Linked DNA regions of Mus musculus: region 2 is linked to region 1. The links are chromatin loops, found by intact Hi-C in ENCODE. Cell type or tissue: left cerebral cortex. All regions are shown on one strand. Links, peaks and the distances in the headings refer to the core of each region. The heading gives the core; the rest is flanking DNA.

Region 1 (2,913 bases), core at 123-2,622:
TGTTCAGCACCTTGAACAAGTCTACCATATTTCAAACAGACTCACAGAGCCAGAGCGGCTGAACAAGACGCCCTTTGTCACTTGGATTTTTCCTCCAAGGTCTCATTAAGTTACTGTTTAAGATTATCAGCTTATCCGTTTAAAAAAATGAGTGTCCGTTAGGGCATCTGGGACTTTGGGGGCATGCACACAGTGGAACACATAAGCCTGTTGCCAAGGGACACAGAGGCTGCTCCAAGTCTGGCCTCAGCTCCCGACCCTCTCCCACTCCACCCCCTCCCACCCCAGCTCACATTGTCCCAAAGCATTTGTCCTTAATGGTCAATTCGAGAGTATTTCAGGGGAAATTTAATGCATATGGTTTTGATCCGTTTACACTTAACTCATCAAAACACTGGGTTTCCTCCCCCACCCCACCCCCCGTCCCCTGGGAGTTGGTTGCCGTTTGGGAAACATTTTCAGATGTGATAAAAGCTTTTTAAATGATCAGGAAAGAGCCTAGAACTGAGTCATAGAAACAAGGCAGGCTCAACTTAGAAGTAAGCTGAGGGCCAGGTTAGAGATGGAGACGGAAACCTCAGTAGGGTAGACGCAGTGTGGATGCCTTGAATGGGCCTCACACTTGCAGATGGACGACGGGGAGAGGAGATTTCTACTTCCACTCCCTTGAGTAAGGCTCCTCCCTAGGTCCAGCTGTATGGCTTGGGTCACCTGGTTCCTCTGAATTCACTGCTTGTCTGTGGTTGCTGCAGGGAGGGCGAGCTTGAATACAATGAGTGGCCATCTTTGATTTATATACACGAAACCAAAGACCAGAGATGGAAAAAACTTGCCCAGACTCACAGGCACTTCACATAGAGCCCCAATCCAGATCTCCTGAGACACATCCCTGTGCTGAGCTATAACCAACCTCTCTCTGCTTCACCTGCTCTCCAGAGTCACCAGGTTTGGGGACAAATGATAAGCGGATGCTTTCCTGTGGAGTGTGATGCTGAAGAGGTTTCAAATCTTCTCTGAGTTGGCTGAGCCACATGGCTAGGTTCAGACCTCAGCCCTGAGTCTGACAAGTCAGTTGATCTTGGGCAGGTCAGTAGTTACCACTGTAGAGGTCACTCAATGTAGCCATGGTTTCCCTCCCCCCCATCACTCCTCTTTTGGATAATTCTTGGCCAGTGTCCCTGTCCAATTGATTAGACAAACCTTCCTTCAGTGATCTAGAGCTGGCCGCTGGTCAGACCACGAATGCTCAGAGAGAGAAGTGAGGACTCACAGCCACTTCAACGACAGAGACAAGTTCTTTAGGCAGAAGGAAAAAGGAAGGGGTTGTCTGGTGAAAGTTGGTATTCAGAACCAAATACACGCTCTGAAGACCACCCTGAGACCCTAGTTACGACATCAAAAGCAGGTTTCAATCTTTATATTTAGCTCTAACAATGGGTATCTAAATCGAATTGTAATGATGCACACCAGGTATGGAGATAAACATTATTTGCATACTTTATTATTTATTTATTTATTTATTTATTTATTTATTTATTTATTTATTTATTTATTCATTCATCTATTTATTTAATCTTCATAACAACAGTCCCTCGGTGATATCATCGATGGGTAACTTGAGATTTAAGCGATAAAGGTTGCAGAAGCAGTTATGTAAACAGCGCCCTCTGGTGTTGGGAGGCTGCATAGCTGTACCTGAAACAGCTCTCATCTAGCCTATGATAAATTCACATAACCTATTTGCTCTTTAATTGCTTCCAATAACACACACAACATCTCAGAAAACAGACGCAGAGGCTCAGCTAGAAGGTGATGGAGGCTTCTAGAGTCCCAGTCATCACCCTACAAGACCCTTCGCAACAAAGTTTCATGAACTTGGCCTCCAGCGGCACATCCGAGATGCAGATTCCATGATGGAAGAGCTTTACTCTGTTTCCCTGGAGACTCTGGCTCAAAAGTTGCCAAATGAATGTTGATTTACAAGCGAGTAAGTGAGTAAGCTGTCCAGGATACACACCAAGAAGGGTTGCCTTGACAAAACTGCCTGTTAGGCTGTTAGATCCTGGTGTTGGAGGTTGGAAGAGCAGGGCTTCTGGCCTTGATGCCAGACAGTTGATGGAGCCCTCAGTGCCCAGACTGAGGCTCAAAGGCTGTGCTTCCTAATGCACCCCAGAGTTCCTTAGCTTTGTACAACAGCTGGCCAAAAGGCAGTTTCTTTAAAAAACTAAGTCAATCCAATGTAGGGTCCACATGGCCACTGAGTTGATGTTGTTGAGAGAGCTGGACTGTGGATATCCAGCCCTTCAAGCAGATGTTCTGGTTGGACCTCTTAATACTTCTTAATGCAGGGAAGACAGGTCAGGCCAAGGCAGCCCTGTGCCCTGCAGGCTGGCCCCCTGAGCACTGAGAAGATTCAGAAATGCTGCCATCTTGTGGCACCTCCAGGCCAGAGCAAGGTGGTCCCCAGCTCCATCCTTTAGCAAATCAAGCCCAGGTCTCTCTCTCTCTCTCTCTCTCTCTCTCTCTCTCTCTCTCTCTCTCTCTCTCTCTCTCTCTCTGTTCCTCTCCCATCTTTCCCCAGCTGGACATCAGCAGAGGAAAATTTGTGTGAACACAGTTTTGAATCTTTTACATTTATTTCCTGAAAAGAACACAAGAAAACCCTCTTTTAATTCTTAGGACTCTTCTGACAGCATGCTCTGTCAAAGTCTGCCAAGGAGAGGCTCTCACATCTAGGGCAACATCTTGGACCCAGCTCAGGAAAAAAGCAACAGAACCCAAACATGCCTACAGATCAGCCTGTCCTGATGAGGACTTGAGGCTCTAAGAATTCCAGATTGGACATGAGAATTCCTCTCAGCCTCTGAAAGCTTTGATCACAAACTGGATAATACCACACTAAAATATTGATCT
Region 2 (2,913 bases), core at 102-2,601, 640 kb before region 1:
CCTTATATCAGTAAACCCAATGAGAAAACCAAACAAGCCTAAGTCTCTAAAGACTAGACGGGGTATTCGAAAAATGGGACTTTGCAGTGAGGGGTGTTTTACAGTGAAAATTCTACTGTAAAGAAGAATCTTTTAATACCCCCCCTTGGGATAGAGTGAGTAATTTATGCATAATGACAAGAAAACACATGTAATTACTCTGGGTAATATATGCTTCCTGTTCAGTTGTGTGTTTTAAAGGGATTAAGACACTTAGTTTTTTCAGTGGTAAATATCTGCTTCCTTGTTACCCCGAGGTCTCTGGAAGTTTGTTGTGACTGTGCCTGAGTTGAACTCACGCAGGACACACACAGTACTGAGGAAAGTAACCAGTGTAGATCTTTGGCCGAGAATGATGGGCAGAGGCCTGTGACAGTGGGAAGCCTTGTGCGGCTAGCCCTAGGAGTTGGGGGCTGGAGGACTAAGGGGGCTTCCAGTCCCTCTGGAGCCATCCTGAAGCTCTGTGTGTCTTTTTGTTGCTGTGTGCATTTCAAACTGAGCCTCACTATATGATCCAGCCGGGCCTAGAACCTAATTTGTTTTAGCACAGGCTAGCCTCAAACATGAGGTCCTTCTGCCTTGGCCTGCCTGTTGCTGAGACTGCAGGTATACATTACCCCTGACTGTGTGCCGATGGGGAAGCTATGTGGCACAGCATGGAGCAGAAACACGTAAGGGAAGGTTATTCAATTAGCATATTGATATCACCCATATCACATAGGATGAAATGAATTTCTGACATTTGTTTTTAATTAATAATTTCCACTTGTTTTTGGCCCAGGACTCCTATGTGTTTACTGCACATGGCTTTCCCCACCCCCCAATTAGAGGGTAGATTTCACCCTTTATCTTTGCAGGTAACAGATCCAAGACATTTTTATGTAAATGGACTAATTAATTGGTAGCCTTCATTTGAAGCTTAAAATAAAAGTAATCCTTTTGGAGAGGCATTAGCTATTTCTAAAGCCACAAACAATTCTCCCTTAAGCACCTTGTTACAATTAGAACTTAAGTTAACAGCAGCAGACATAATGGAAGGCGTTACCCCTTACCTAAGAACCTTGTTTTCCCAGAGTGATTAAAGAAATCCCTTCACTAAGGGACTGCAGAAACCTCCTCACTCACTTGCTAAAAAAAAAAAAAAAAAAAAAAAATCACATTTCCAGAAACGTAACGGCTCATATTGTCAAAACTCCAGACGACGTGACATGACGTAGCAAGTGAAGTCACCCAGAGCAGGCTGTAGCCACAGAGATGTGCAGGTCTCTGCAGCTGGGCTCCTCTGAGGGAGCTTAAGCCTCCTGCTCGCCAGCCCTACGATTTATGCAAATGAGAAAGCCTTGGCGGTCTCCACTTCCTGGCCAGGCCGGCATAATCCACTTCCTTCGGGTTCATGTGACCATGCAAATTTGAGCACTCCTGAATAGTCCCACAGGGGCTGTGCCTCTCATTATCCCTGCCCCATTCTCTGGGCAGTGCAAGCATTCAGAGTCTGAATGGACAAGGGCCTAATTACTCACCACGTCTGTCAGATCAGATGCAGCCGGAGAATGAAGAGAGCCCCAGACAAGCCCAGCCCTCTCTTTGCTGTGTTCTTCGTGGCCGGGGTCATCCAGCCCTGTCTTCTAGGGAATATTTTCCACTCAGTGTTTCGTGACCCTTCTGGAAACCAGGGACTCCAGCTTTTGGAGATCCATTACGGGGCCTTTCACATTGTGTGTGGCCTTTACGCATGTTAATTAATCTTCCTGAGGACGCACTGAGCATCAGGGAGCCCTTTATTCTCCCTGGGTTGCTGATGACCAATACAAATGGCAGAAAGTTTTGCTTACTGTTTCCTGACCCTGTGCCCTCTCTGTGCATGCTCCTTTGGTTCACCTCCCCCCCCCCCCGCCCCCATGTGTCTCCCTCTGCATGACAGACGGACTGCTCACATTACTCCGTCAGCAAAGGTGGAGGTCAGCAAAGGTGGAGGGTGTACCTACAGGAAACAAGGTTATGGCCAAGTTACCTTGTCCAGTGCTGACCCCTAAGAAAAGGATGGGCAGTAATGAGGAGAAAGATCCATGCCCACCGGGGACACACCACAGCAAGCCGAATGGGCACCAGCATGAGGCACTAGCCTGTTTTCTATGGGTCTTGCTGTTGGTGTCTTTGGGTTTGAGGGGGGATTCTAAGTCCCCATAACCCTGAACTACAAAGCACTGCAGGTTATCATTGGGAGCTTTTTTTTTTTCTGTTTTGTTCTAATTTGATTTTGCCTTTATCTGTTTCTTTTAAAAGATTTATTTATTGATTATATGTAAGTACACTGTAGCTGTCTTCAGACATTCCAGAAGAGGGAGTCAGATCTTGTTACGGATGGTTGTAAGCCACCATGTGGTTGCTGGGATTTGAACTCTGGACCTTCGGAAGAGCAGTCGGGTGCTCTTACCCACTGAGCCATCTCACCAGCCCCACCTTTATCGGTTTTTAATTTAAAATTCATAAAACTATATAAAATTAGTCATTTTATTTTTGTCATATTAGTTTCTTGTGTCTTCTGTTTGTTTTTTTCTTGTTTTATGGGTTTTTTGGGGGGTTGGGGGGTTAGTTTTTTTTTTTCTTTCTGAGAGAAAGAAGCAGAACATGACAGCACATGGATGAGAAGGTTGGGAGGACCTGGGAGGAGTGGAGTAAGGCGAAAGAAATGATCAAATTGCATTCTACGAAAAAAATATTAGATTTAATTAACAACTTGAACGTGAACAGTTCCGTATACTGGCAGTGTTAGACAACCATTACCTCTCTCTGGTTCCCTGGCCTCACAAGTGGCCCCTCTCCATACAAGCAGCTGCTGTCTCTGTGGATTCTGGATAATGCACAGACTGAAGT

The links. A loop is a pair of places that touch in the nucleus more often than their neighbours do. Peaks named below come from ENCODE experiments on the same cell type or tissue, not always from the same donor. Only the 100,000 strongest peaks of a DNase experiment are listed, where the experiment ranks them.
Region 2: it touches region 1 in a loop (2.0-fold over the local background); 2 of 42 quality-filtered maps call a loop at or near these places.

The regions. Positions count from the first base shown.
Region 1 is chr19:56,199,542-56,202,454 of GRCm38, forward strand. No RefSeq gene overlaps it. Among named protein-coding and RNA genes, the nearest start is that of Gm32028, 23 kb to the left of the region's middle. In left cerebral cortex, for the core only: CTCF peaks have their summits at 1,670 (motif pointing left) and 2,427 (motif pointing left); a DNase peak (open chromatin) is centred at 2,405.
Region 2 is chr19:55,555,006-55,557,918 of GRCm38, forward strand. All of the region lies in intron 7 of Vti1a (vesicle transport through interaction with t-SNAREs 1A), which reads left to right. Among named protein-coding and RNA genes, the nearest start is that of Gm41871, 140 kb to the right of the region's middle. In left cerebral cortex, for the core only: no CTCF peak of the experiment used is centred there; a DNase peak (open chromatin) is centred at 1,451.